Linked DNA regions of Mus musculus: region 1 is linked to region 2. A link is a contact called in ENCODE POLR2A ChIA-PET data. All regions are on one chromosome and are shown on one strand. The core of a region is the stretch at or near the end of the contact, and the rest is flanking DNA. Distances in the headings are between cores, read along the strand shown. Region 1 holds the start of Atp6v1c1 (ATPase, H+ transporting, lysosomal V1 subunit C1). Region 2 has its middle 25 kb from the start of Azin1.

The links. ChIA-PET counts read pairs that join two places held with the same protein, here RNA polymerase II (POLR2A).
Region 1: POLR2A ChIA-PET joins it to region 2 with 11 read pairs in Patski. The contact joins the promoter of Atp6v1c1 here to the enhancer-like site in region 2. POLR2A ChIA-PET finds 5 or more read pairs at or near these places in 2 of 5 experiments (Patski and embryonic stem cell).

Annotation. Positions count from the first base shown.
Region 1 is chr15:38,660,339-38,667,788 of GRCm38, reverse strand. Atp6v1c1 (ATPase, H+ transporting, lysosomal V1 subunit C1) reads right to left here and starts at 5,885. Exons shown (of 13, transcript NM_025494.3): 1 at 5,706-5,885.
Region 2 is chr15:38,540,671-38,547,780 of GRCm38, reverse strand. No RefSeq gene overlaps it. Among named protein-coding and RNA genes, the nearest start is that of Azin1, 25 kb to the right of the region's middle. Within about 2 kb of position 3,780, at least 3 of the 3 ENCODE cell types and tissues checked have a DNase peak (open chromatin) inside an H3K27ac peak, as active enhancers do.

The sequences.
Region 1 (7,450 bases), core at 4,636-7,135, 120 kb before region 2:
GAAGCATCTTAGTCATAACTGGTGGAGGGGAACTTGTTCCTGACTTGTTTAATTGTTTCTAGCAACTAAAGGAGAGCTTACCTTTCAATATTTCCAAGATATATATGAGATCTAGAACTGACAAACTATGTATTATCAATAAATACATCTTAACTTTTTCAAATTTTTAAGTGAAACAATATTTACTTAAAGACTACCTAAGTGTCTTCAGCACATTTAGATATGAAAGAAAGCAATCTCTAATCAGTTTTGTTTATAAACAGCTATCTTGTCATCCCACTGTCAAGAAATAGATTTGTAAACAGAGAGTTTTGCAGACACCTATCAACAAGTAGGAAGACTCCAAGGCATGTTAGGACCAGCAGAGCAAATTTCCGTTACTACCCCAGCCCGCTGTCCTCTTGGAATGTACTCAAAACCCATTCTTTGGAGACGAAGAAAGTAGCTCTGTTGGCAGAGTACTTGTCTAGCAAGCCTGAAGCCCTGGGTTCTATCCCCAACACCTCCTAAGTTATGTGTGGTAGGTAGCACACCAGTATTCCTAGCACCTGGGAAGTAGAGACAGGAGGATCCAAAGTTCAAGGTCATCCTTGATTATATTTAGTTCTAGTTGAGACCAGCCTAGGTTACATGAGGATATTTCAAAAAGAATAAAAGAAAGTCACTATACAAAATACAATGTTGGAAAGTACCTAGTAATTTCTGGTAAAGCTATTATACTTGAATTGACACAGTGGCCAACAAGTGCAATCTGTCTATCATTGAAAGCCATTAACTAGAGCTCTCTCAACCTGGGAAAGTGACTCACCTTTAGAATCTCAGCATCTAGGAGACTAAAAGGTGAGAGTTTGGGGCTAGCTTGGACTTTATAAGGAGCATGAGGCCAACCTGGGCCAGTGTGAAACCCTAGCTTATAAAACAAAAACAACAGGGCCAAGGAGAGGGGTAAGAGCCCTGGCTGTTCAGCCTGGGGATCCAAGTTCTGTCCCCAGAACCTGAGTAAAGAGGGCAGCCTCGGTGGCACACAGTGTAACCCCAGTAAAAGATGAGAGGCAATGACAGAAGACTCACCCAGAAGCTTACAAGTCAGCCACCCTGGTGTACACAGTGCAATAGAAACCACAGGAAGAAATCAATGCTCAAAGTTGTCTTCTGACCTCCACACAACCCATACCTCAAGAGCCCCTGAGCCCAGCTCTCAGGACTTCCCTTTTCTTTGTGGCTGGTCATTTATATAATCATTTTTAATTTATAATGATCTCTCAGATATACTATGTTCAAGTCTGAAATTCAAGTTAAAGGTCTAAAATCAGGGCTAGGGACATGGCTAACATATAGAATACACTCCTGTCTAGCTACACACAAGACTCTGTCTGATTCAATTCCTCACATCGCCTCCCTTAAAATAAAAACTGCTTCAAGGACAACACATACTGAATCATGAGTAATGAAAAGCACTTCAATATGTTAAACAATTTGGTGATAAATTCCTCTAGAGCAGATGCTTCACTGCTCCTTTAGAGCAGAGAACAGTTAATGAAGATATCTGTCCAAAGTCATAGCTAGTAACTATACTTACTGAGACTGATTTCATCCATCTATTTAAGTTCTCATACAGTTAAAAATAGTAAAATGTGTTTCTCCAGTTAATAGTAAAAACCATAAAAGAAAAACTGAATTCACAAAAGTATTACTCTTATTTTCTGTATCTTCAATGTTGAATATTTGCCAAAGTATGTAATAACAGTGCATGCTTATCTGTCTCCGTGAGAAATGCACAGGACTATTTCAAGTACTAGTCAGAATGTGGTGGACGGACATGTCTAAACATGGGAGACTTTTGTCTAAAATAATGTTAGCATTATAGTTCTGAAGCCCTAAACTGGTACAACCTCAATGGTGAAGTTAATAGGCCAGGGGCCGGAGACGGCTCAACAGTTAAGAGCATTTGCTGCTCTTGCAGAGGAACCAGGTTCAGTTCCCAACTCTCCTCTCAGCTCACAACCACCATCCAGTTCCAGGGGATCCAATGCCCTTTTCTGGCTTCCAAAAGTACCAGGCACAAGTGGTATATATAACATACATGCACACAAAACACTCACACACAAAATAAAAATAATTTATTTTAAAAAGTTAATGTGACAGTTAATTGTGTTAACTTAAGTAGCCTCTTTATTCAGTCTGCTTTAATCGCTTAGTAAATGCCCACTCGGTAATATATAGCCCTGGCTGACACTGAACTCAGAGATTCTCGTGCCTTTGTCTCACAAGTACTGAGATTAAAGGTGTGCATCACAAATGGCATCAACCTCTATCTATAAAATGTTCATCCAACATTGTATTTTCAAACGCCCACCACGTTCCTCACTTCAGATGTATGTCTTATCCTGCCATAACAGAAGCACCTCTCCTCCACTGACTACTGGACTCAATTCTCTGAACTCGTGTGTGTGTGTGTGTGTGTGTGTGTGCGTGCGTGTGTGCACACGCGCGCACGCGAGCGCATGTGCGAACAACAAGTGCATTTCCCTGGCTTACAGATGAGAGAGGAGTTCGGTGATGCAGGGCTGTAAATTGATACTTAGGAGGCACAGGTAGAAGGATCGGGAGTCCAAGGCTCACCTTGGTTTAATGCCTTGAACACCATGCTAATGCTGTCTTTAACACTGATAATAGTGGGTGCGTATTGGCACATACCTTTAGTTTCAGCTCTCAGAAGCAGAGTCAGGCAGAACTCTAGAGAGTTTGAGGCCAGCCAGGGCTGTTACACAAAGAAACCTTGTCTCAAGAGGGAAAAAATGTTGATGAAATGGAAATCAAATGCAAATTAATTTGTAGTTAAAATGAAAGAGCTCTACATCCAAATGGTGAAAACAACACAACCTTAGACGGAATACAGTCTGGACAAGGCAAACTATAGCAGACACTTAGTCAAAACTACTGTTATTCCAAGCAAAATCAAGTACAAAGGGGGAAAGGGATTACAGAACTGTGCCCCAGCTCAGGCCGACAGTGTTCCAGGTCAGCAGGATACACAAGTCAAAAGGAAGGCTTACTGCCCACCAAGGGACTGGTGGCCTGCAGAGGCCCTTTGCCAAAGTTCACTGTGGCATGCTGGTCTTGCTCTTGACCAATGGACATTATCCTACAAGTTAGGACAATGATGCAGAATCCTAAGTTTTAGGTTTAAGAAAAACGAAACAAAATAACTAATATAAATAAGAAGGCTAAGATTTATAAACATGCTGAGTGGTGTAGGCCAGCCTGGTCTACAGAATGAGTTCTAGAACAGCCAGGGCCAAACAGAGAAACCCTGTCTCAAAAAAATAAAAAAATGTATAAACATAAAAAAAAAATTATAAGCACGCACATGCCAGCACTCAGAAGCTGAGGCAGGCTGCTTGCTGGATTGGAGGACAACCTCGTATACATAAAGAAACCCTGTCTCAAAAAAAAAAAAAAAGTAAAAAAAGAAATGCACACACACACACACACACACACACAAGTCTTTAATCCCAGCACTCAGGAAGCAGGTGTATAGCTGTGAGTTCAAGGTCAGCCTGGTCTATATAATGAGTTCGAGGATAGCCAGGGACCCTGTCTCCAAAAGTTAAAATTAAAAAAAAATTAAAAAGATGTGTGTGTGTGTGTTGTGTGTGTAAATCCTGCCCTGTTTAAATGCAGACTAAGAGTAGCCCCTAGCTCTCAGCATTCAGGATGCAGAGCACTATTTCTTGAGATCCGATCTGGTACCTGCAAAGTAACCAAAAGACAAAAGGATCCTGTAGTTTTGAGCAGAAAAGCCGAGGCTCCGACTTCAGCACAACGAGACTCACTTGTTGCCAGACTTAACTGCGATTATCACCGTGAGCACTTTAGCTCACCTTAGGGCTCTTTATCTCCTCCAGCTCGACAGCACACAGAAACCCAAAGCACTCTCACAGAGCAGCTCTGGCTGGCCTGCAACTCACTCTACCTGCCAGGGCGGCTCAAACTGTGGAGGACTTGCAGGGCCACACACAGTCTGTCTCCAGCACCTATGATCTTCACTGGATTCCCTGAGCAGTCTGACTCCAGCTCTCCCCACACACAGGCCAGTCTGTCCACATCCCACCACCACACCTTTCTCATTCCAGGTTCTCTGCAAGTTCTGGAAAGGCACGTTCCTCCTCTCACTTCAAGGCCTTGACAAACTCTGTTCCCTCAACCTGGAATGTCCTTTTCACTCCTGCCTGCTCACCCCCTTTTCACACCAACCTCTTCTCAGTCATATCCTCAACAAAGCCTTCTTTGAATCTTCCACAAAAGTCATATTCCTGGGAAACATCTCTGTACTGCTCCATTACTCCTTCGGAGTAGATTTTACACACACACACACACACACACATTTATGTATATGTGTGTATATATATGTATATATGTAGATGTATATATATATGTGTGTGTGTGTGTATACATATATATATAGAGAGAGAGAGAGAGAGAGAGAGGGAGAGAGAGAGAGAGACAAGTGGTCTCACTATTTATTTAGCTTTGGTTGGCTCTGCCTCCTAAGTGCTAGGACTAAAGGTTAGTGCTCTATCACACGCCAAATGCACGACTATTAAAACCTATCTCCTCTGAATCTGTCTGGAAGCTCTGACAGCAGAGTCCCTGTCTGCTTCCTAAACCTTAGCACTCCCATAGTATCAGCCATAGAGCATGCAGTATATGAACAAGTATCACCAGACTTCAAAACTATTTCCCACTTTTCCACAATGCAGCCTACTACAAAAGCCTGGCCTTTGGCACCCCTAAATCATGTCTTCTTCTCTCATCAGGCCCTCAAATAACGAGGCTTTCACTGAGTAAAAAGTTCTCCTCTGTTGCCTCCAATCCCACCGACTTGCCAAGACCCAAACTCAAGTTTTCTTTCCTCCAGGATACTTTTCTCCTCCTTCTGTTTTTACCAGTTCTATACAACCTCATCTTTCCCCTGTGACTTATCTTCCCACCATCAATGTGAACTTTTAGGGCTGGGCTATTCACACCCGACCATTTCATTCCCGGGGCACCACTAAGTACAGAGTAGACAATTTTCCCCCTGATAACATTTTTCCTCTGAAAAGAACACAAGCTTCCCTCTTATGCCTCATAGGTGATTCAATCTGCCTTATAAGAGACTCTGTCCACCAGTTCCTTTTCGGGGATGTTGTTTAACCTCCCCCAACCCCAATCTAGTGAAATGTTTTTAAGCTGCCTGTATTCCTGTTTCATCCACTGCCTACAATGACCCCCGTGTCCTCTGTGACCGCCCCCTGCCTGCAGTGGGCACCCCTTCCGCCCTGAAAACTGTAATCCCTTCTATTCACATACAGGCGTAAACACCCAGTGGAGACTGCACACACACGCCGGTGAACCCTGAGCCTCACCTGAGGCATTCTGTCACTGTCCACCTTCTCACAAGTGACCAGGACTCGCTGGGATTCCCACCCAAGAAGGACCCGAATGTACAACACTTCTCCCTTCTGCCACTGAGTTCCCCGTCTGGGCCCCTTCCCCCTCCTTCTTCTTCCAAAGACACCAACCCTAGGCCCTGAGATGCGGAGAGCCCGCACCCAGGCCGGTTGCAGGTCCGACGCCACAGTCTAGGCCCCCGCGCCGCCCCCATCCTTCCCCGGCGGCCACTGCAGCGTCAGCTCCCCGCAGGGCTATCGCTCACTGACCCGAGGTGTCTCAGGAGGCGGCGGCGGCGACAGGTGCGGAGGCAGGAAGCCTGGTAGACGTTAACCGCTCAGCGCTCCATCCCTCCCGGACCTAAGCTCCGGCCTTTCGGCTTCCTCGACCCCTGCGCCCAGAGCAAGTCACGTGCCAGCCGGAGCAGTCAGCTGACCGCGGCGCACGCCGCTCCGCCTACGCGCGCGCACCACTGCGCGCAATCACGATGCGGCCAGGCCTCCGGAGAAGGCGGGGCTGAGAGAGCGCGCAGAGCGGGCTTCCGGGTGGGCGGAGCTTGCCGCTCCTCCAGATGCACCTGCGGTGGTTGGCCAGCCACCAGAAAATTCCCGCCCACCCTAAAATTACCCACAGGTTTCAGCCATTCAGACTCCCCCAAGCTCCTGCACTGACTTCTGCACTGCAAGTTTTGACAGTCCAGGTTTCGGGGAAATTTTTTCTAATAATCCACTTCAGTAGTTTCATATTTTTCATCCAATCTGGTATCACTTCGTTCCATAAAGTGATAAAGTGTTCAGGTTTAGTTACTCAGCACCAAACATTGTTAATTAGTTTTTTAGAATTAGCTAGTGGAGTGACCCCCTTGCCAGGAACTCCAAACTGTCTGGTTTAGGGGTACCAAAATGGATACAGGAAGTCAAGAAAGGTTTATGGACAGGGAAAAACCATCAGCCTTGGGTTCCAGAAAAATAGATATCAACCTACTCTCACAAACCGTGCACATCTCATTGGTTGAGAAGTTAGGTGGTGCATATCTCAGCATTTTAGGTTGCATAGAGGATTGGGGACTTGTCTATTTTAATCGTTTTTAGATTTACAGCTTAGCAAAGTGAAGCTCCAGAGGTTATGGTTCTGTTTGCACAATGTGTGGGCACTCCTGGCTGTTCTTACTAGCAAGCGGAATAATAGATTTCCATTGTCAACCTGACTGGCTTTAGAATTGCTAGGAGACAAACCTCTTGGAGGGAGTTTCCAGCCAGGTTTAATGTAGGACATTCACCTCGAATATGGGCAGCAGCATCTTGAATGATAGGAACCAACACAGAATGTTTTTTTTTTTTTTTTCGAGGCTTAGAGAGATGGCTCTGAGGTTAAGAACACATACTGCTCTCACAGAGGATCTGAATTCCTTACTGGCACCCACCTGGAGTGCCTTGTGACTCCAGCTACCTCCAGGAGATCCGATTGGCTTCATCTGGCCTCCTGCAGAACCTGTAATCATATGCACTCCCAGGAAGACAAAACACTCATACACATAAATACAAATAAAATTAATCTTTTAAAAATGATAAATAGGATTAGAGAGAGAAGGTTCAACAGGTAATGGGGCACTAACCACCAAGACTGATGGCCTGAATTGTATCCCCAGAACCACAAAGTGTATTCTGCAAGATAGCCTCCCATCTCCACATGCAAGCTGTAGTACCCACAAATAAATAAATGTAATAAAATTGTCAAATAAATAATCTTTTTTTAAAGGAGAAAGCTAAGCATCAACATTCATTGCTCTCTGCTTCCTGACTACCAATACAATGTAACCAGGGCTCTCAGACTCCTGCCTTCAGAGCTACAATTACTCTCACCACCTTGCTGAACTGTGAGCCAAAAGAAACCCTTCTGTATTCATTGCTTTCCTATTGCTGTGATAAAACACATTCCAGTCCATTACCATCACAGCAGGGAAGTGTGGCAGTAGACAGACATAGCAATCATAATAGCTGAGAGCTCACAAATC
Region 2 (7,110 bases), core at 2,531-5,030:
CTTGACTATATTTCAATATGCGTACTTACAGGCTGTCAAGAAAGAACGATGGCTCAGCAGTTAGAGGTGCTCACTGACAACCTGATCCCTGCCAAGGACCACTCTTGGCTTGGTGAGGGTTCCTAAGGAAGGGGTGTTTGGGAACAGTGAAAGAATGACTCAGTCAGTCATGGGTACAAGCTGACAGCTCTGTGATCTCCTGGAGCTGGCTCTCCAGACAGCTGTGTAGATAGTTCAGCTCTTGCAAACCAAAGCCTAGTCTTTTATTTACATGTCAATTCAATCATTATCCTAGGTTCTCTCTCTCTCTCTTTTTTATTATCCCACAAACCAGCATGTTATGACCTTAGCCCCTTGATTCTTAGAAAAAGAAAACAAACAAGTATATATTTAACATAGCAAATGAACTCAGAGATCTGCCTGCCTTTGGTTTTTGGGTTTTTTGTTTGTTTGTTTGTTTGTTTGTTTGTTTTGTTTTGTTTTGTTTTTCAAGACAGGGTTTCTCTGTGTAGCCCTGGCTATCCTGGAACTCATTCTGTAGACCAGGCTGGCCTCGAACTCATAAATCCGCCTGCCTCTGCCTCCCGAGTACTGGGATTAAAGGTGTGTGCCACCACTGCCCAGCCTGCCTGCCTTTGTAAACACAAACAATAAATTTGGCTGGGTGGTAACCAGTCCTGAAATTACCATTTCCATTGTGCCTGAACCTAAACTTAATCTGTCCCAGGCTGACCTTGAATTCAAGACTCTGCCTGCACCAACTTACAATAAAGTAGGTGGTTGAGATCTAGCTCTGAGACCACCATTCCCCAAATCTCTTTATCTCTTTCCTTAATATCTTTCTGATAAGCTGGCTCATTAGTGCAGCTGTTTCTGTTCTTTGAGGCCTGTGAAACCCCTCATACAATTCATATTGCACCCATATATTTTGCATAGTTGCATACGTTCTTGAATTCATGTTTTCAGAGCTCTTTCCCACAGCCTTAAGGGCTGTCCTGAAGGTCACAGCATTCACCACCTTGCTGAAGAACACATTCTCATCTCCCAGACTCATGCTGTTTCTAATTATCATGGAGCCATTAACTTTAACAGGGAGAGCATTCCCCAAAGGAGGAACATGAAAATATGTACATTATTGTACAAACAAGCCCCATACCCACAGCAAAGTCCACGCTCATGGAGGCCCACACCCTGCTAGCTCTGCTCCAAGGCTGGGAACTGTGTTACTCCAACCCTTATGCATGGCAGGACTTGGCAGATTCCCAGGAACCAACACGGTAGAAGCAGACAATCCTACAACTCACACATACACACACACACTCAAGCACATGCACATATACACACAAATACACACATGTATACATTCACACACACATATGAATGCACATATAGACACATATGTACTCATACACACACAAACACATATACATGCATACACACAAGAGAAATAAATGAATGGAAAATTTTTAATTTAAAAATATGTGCATATTGGCATATATCAGAGAAGTGGCTATTCAAATTCATTGAACATTCTTACTTACAATATGGTCTTGTGCAGCCCAGGCTGACTTCAAACTCTCTATGCAGCTAAGGAAAAATGACCTTCTGATCCTCCTGCTTCTCTACCTCCTGAGTGCTGGAATTAAAGGCATGCACCACTGCACCCAGCCTTATCCTGTGTCAGGAATCAAACTCAGTGCCTTGTGCATGTTAGACAAGCCAGCCACAAACTTAGGAGAGGCGAGGAATAGATATTGAATGCCTTCCTTGATCACTCTCCCTCCTACTTTTTGAGATAGGGATCTTTCATTAAACAGCATCTTATTGATTGGGGGTGGGGGTTAGGAGGGTTTGCCTATCTTACCCTACCCTCAACCCTCAGCACTGGTGTTACAGATGTGTGTCACTGCACCTAACATTTATGTGGGTGCTGGGGATCAGAGCACAGTTCACAGCTGAGCCATCTTTCCCCTACAGATACTTTTTTAAAAATTAAAACTGTGTACATCTGCAGGCAGGCATGTGCACATACGCAGGCATGTGCACATATGCAGGCAGGTATGTGCACATATGCAGGCATGTGTGCATATGCAGGCATGTGTACATATGTAGGCACGCACATACTGGAGATCAGAGGGCAGCTCTCAGGGGACAGTTTTCCCTTTTGTCATGTGGATTCTGAAGCCCTACACTTGGTGACAAGTGTCTTTACTGAGTGAGACATCTCACCTGCCCATATACTCCTGTTACTATATATGGTTTGTAAGCATTTTGCATACATTTCTAAGCAAAAAGAAAATATGCCCAAAGAGTAATAACTACTAACCACCAGAGCCAGACATTGATGAGCAAGCTTGTAATCATACCCCTAGGGAGGTTGAAGTAGGAGGACTGGGAATTTGAGGCCAGCTGGGCTACCTAGCAAGGTCCAACATGGAGCACATAGCAAAAGTATAATTTAAAAGGGGTCTGGAGACATGGTTCAACAGGTACGATGCTTGCTCTTTTTCTAGTGGACCTGAGTTCAGTTCTCAGCAGTCACATTGGGCAGCTCACAACTGCCAGTAAGTCTGATGGTCAGAAGGACACCCATACACACATGGGATACATTTACACATATACATGAAGATAAAATAAACCTTTGAAAATTATATCTATATATTTTTTAAGCTATCAGAGTGATGCCTAGCCCTGGAAATTTCAAATGACACCATCGTTGCCAACTTGGAGATAACTTTACTTCCTATCAGCACCATCAAACTGCCCACAAGCAATCACCACAGGTGCAAGAGTGGACACTCAGCATGGGCCGGTGTGGGAGGAGTGGACACTCAGCATGGGCCGGTATGGGCAGAGAGGCTGGACAGAGCTCTGCTGTGAAGAACTGGAGAGCTGGAGGAAGAGACCCTAAGTTGCTCCTCCCACCCTGCCTGTACCAAGGATATTAACTGACAAAGCCTATTTTGGTTTTCCTTCCAGGGATCAGTTAGAGACATGCCTCTGAATGTATAGTCTTGTGAGTGCTCCATGCCCCGCCCCCACCCCTCATTTACACACACACACACACACACACACACACACACACACACACCTGACCTTGTTTCTAATTTCAGATTCATGCAAAAGTGTTTCAGACCAGGTTTTCTGTTCACTTTGTTTCTGGGGCCTCCTTCCTGTGGGGCTGAAAACAGAGACGGTGACAAGATGGGGAAGAAGCCACACATGCTCTCAAGCAGAACCCAAGGGAAGGGGACACCTCCCTTCATCCGGGGTTGAGCCGAGATCGAATGAGATGGCTCTGGGAATGGTGCATGGGAGGGCTTCATAAGCTCTAGCTATCATTACCCTCCTATTATTACACCTCTTTGGCTGAATGCTCTTCTTAAGCCCTGGAATTGGCACTGTCCTATGAGTGACCCTGATGCTGCCTGTCCCTCTATAGCTTTCTACTCTGTCTTTCCCAGCTAGCTGACTACATGTTCTACAAATAGGCGCTGATGCAGCCAAAAGCAGTCAACACTCACATTTGATAACGTTAGAAAGTCACGGTGCCCAGATGCACAGGAAAACTGAGTCCCCCAGAGGAAGGTGAGTCACTGGAACTGCCCTGCAGAGAACCTCAGCAGCACTCTGTGAGAGTCTCCCTTACCACCTAAAATAGCATCCCACTTTCCCGGGAACTTGGTATAATTTAGAGGTTGCAGCCAAAAGCCAGGAATAGCAGCAGGAGCCAGCCATGGACAAGGCTTACACATGCAGGGAGAGCTGTAATGGTGAACAGCTCACTTGGGCCTGAACACCTTGGCACAGCAGCTGAGAACATGGGACTTGGAATCACACACCCTAGATCATCACTAAGCGTCTGACCCCAATTTTTAATCATCTATCAAAAGGAGACGGCATTATTACCCACTACTAAGTGCTGCTTCACAGGGATAAAAAGTTAACACACGTTCGAGCCTGGAGCAGTGCCTGGCCTCCAGGGAGTACTTCACAGCATGTATGACAGGCTGGTAGCTCAGTGAGACAGGTGCCTGCCTATCAAAGAGAGACAGATGTCTACGGTGACCCCAGATCTACGGAGCCCAGCTTGTCTGGCTATGTGGTGAAGGAGAAGAAGATAGCTTGGTGCTGTGTGTCACTGCGGTGCTTGACTGGAAGGACGGCCTCCTATCACACTGAGCCACCTGCAGCCCACAGCACCAGAAGCTGAAGTGATGAGCAAGGAAGCCTGAGCTATGGGTGGAAAGGACACCCATTCCATTCAAAACATTTCCGAAGAAAGCCAGGTTATACTTGCGTATGACTTAAGGACCTTCAGAGCCATTATCTTTGCCTAGCAGCCTTTGGCTTAGAGATTACATTAAAATAAATTCTCAAATCCATCATCCACGGTCCGACACACCACTGGGATTTCCAGACTGAGTTACTGTCAGTCTCAGGTCTTTTATGATTCTAGCCAGGCATGTGGAGTTCACAGTTTGTGACCCCCCTCAGAGTAGCCCTACCATGCTCTTTAGTTTCGTGGCAGTGGTTTGGCATCTTGGCAGGGACTTCCATCCTGTCTCGCTGGCATTTCCTGGCCCCACTATGATTAAACTCATGGGCTTGCAGTGGTAAGTATACCGGTGAATAAAAGGACAGGGTTGGAGAATCTGCCTGAGGTCAACCTGTTCTCAGCCCTCACTGGCTCTGAATTAAGGCAAATTCTTCCATCTCCCAGAGCCTGCTCTCCTCTTCATCAAAACGAGAATTTCGGGCATTTGCAGTCCTTGTTAAGAGGAGGCAGGCGATAAAGAAGGGCTTAGCATAGACCTGGCAGGGCTGTGCTAGCTCAGCCTGAGCTATTATTAGCAGGCAGGGAAGAGCAGGCCCAGGCCTTGCAGCTGCTCTCTTACACCCCCTTCCCATGCCCCCTGCTTCCACTCACCAGGTTTGAGTGGGATAATTACCAACGGGCTGAAATCAGAGTGGAGCTTAGGTAGATCTAAAATTACAAGCCAACTGCAACAAACTACTTCAGCTGTTCTGGTTGTAAGGGACCCTGTAGCCAGAGAAACTATTATTTTGCTTGTGTGTGTGTGTGTGTGTGTGTGAAGTAATTTGAGCTCGGGGATGAGGGTGAGGGTGGGAAGCATCCTGTGGTATAAATGGAGAATACCATAGCAGAATCCCAGAGGCTTCATCTGAGGCAAGAACTCTAAGGGAAAGGAAACAGGCCAGGTCCTTGTGTTCTATGATGTAGGTGGCCAGGATGACCAGGATCAGAAGGGATGGTACTAGTATTTGTTTTGGACTCCAGGGAAACAGAACTCTAAACTCTTCACTACTCCATGTTTGCAAAACAAAACAAAACCCATCAGCAGTGCCCCCCCCCCCCCCCGGCCTCCTACCCTGTTATTACAACAAGACCTAGAGCATTTGCTGATCTTTTCCAGTGCTGGACTGGGCTCTACCCAGCTCCCCAGAAGAAACAAAACAAAGAGAAACTCAAAGGAAAATAGTCCTTATCTCTCTGAGGTTAGCCCCCCTCCTTCTTGTCTAGCTGACTTAATATCAAATGGAGGCCAAAAAATGATCAACAGGGCTCCTGCTTATCTCAGAATGCAAGTCCAGCCTTCCCTGCCTGCAAGTAAGTGTTTAGTCCAGGCTACTCTCTGCCAATGAAACAGATTTTCCTCCCTGGAGTTCCCTGGGGTAGTTGGCCAGGAATCCCCTAAAGTTCCATAAAAACCAGTGTCATGTGGCTAAATCCTGAGCTACAGCAGTCTAACCCATTCTAGAGCGTTCTGTTGAATGAGGGTAGGGGTACAGAGGGAAAGGGGAAAACAACAGAAATCTCTTTGGCATATTTTTGTTTTGGTACCAGGGACTGAACTCAGGGCCTGTGTTCACTCCTGACACCAACATTGAGCTTTGCCCCCAGACCCTACCCTCTAGCTTGTGAATTTGGCTTAACCTGCTCTCTAAACAAGCTTGGGGATATAAATCTGTCCTGATCAACTTTCCTGTGAGAAATCACATTAGTTTCTTTAGAGTTGGTCCCCCCCCCTTTTTAATGTGTGTGTGTGTGTGTGTGTGTGTGTGTTTGTGTGTGTGTGTGTGTTTGTGTGTGTGTGTGTGTGTTTGTGTGTGTGTGTGTGTGTGTGGTGTGTGTGTGTGTGTGTTTGTGTGTGTGTGTGTGTGTGTGTGTTTGTGTGTGTGTGTGTGTGTGTTTGTGTGTGTGTGTGTGTGTTTGTGTGTGTGTGTGTGTGTGTGTGTGTGTTTGTGTGTGTGTGTGTGTGTGTGTGTGTGTTTGTGTGTGTGTGTGTGTGTGTGTGTGTTTGTGTGTGTGTGTGTGTGTGTGTGTGTTTGTGTGTGTGTGTGTGTGTGTGTGTGTGTGTGTGTGTGTTTGTGTGTGTGTGTGTGTGTGTGTGTGTGTGTGTGTGTGTGTTCATGTAAGATCAGAGGTTGACTGTTGGGTGTTTTCTTCCATTACACAACACCTTATTTCTGAGACAGGGTCTTTCACTGAATCTGGAGCTTGCCAGTTTGGGTAGGTCCACTGACCCTCAGGGATCCTTCTGTCTCTGTGCACCCCACTGCTAGGGTTATGGGTGCACATGAGGTTTCACAGGGATACTGGGGATCCGCCCAGGCTCCTTCTTTCTATCCCCTCTAATCCCCAGCTCCTTGGAAAGTTTTAGAGGGCAAATAAGCTCCATCACAATTGTAGGGCTCCAGGAAAGGAATCAGGAGAGTTCACGGCACCACAGCTTCAGTCCTGCAGAATACTTCCTCCAGCAGCCAAAGCCTCTGAACACGGTTGTATGAGAATACGGAAAGACGAGAGACATTGGAGCCATTCACTGGCTGGTGAACTGTTTTCTTGCGGTTAACTCCCAAACCTGCAGAGCTGGTACCAAGGGAGGAACAGGGCAGCAGGTCAGAAGGGCTGCTATGGGTGGGTGACATAGACTACCAGCTCTCTGCAGGGCATGATGGCATTCAGGGAGGCAGATACTCGATCCAGTCCTCTCTGAGTGACCCATGCAGTGACTTCAGTAGTCCAGAGTGCTGGAATCAAGACTGGACGAATTAAAACAAGGTAGAGAGTCCAGGTCCCTTTGA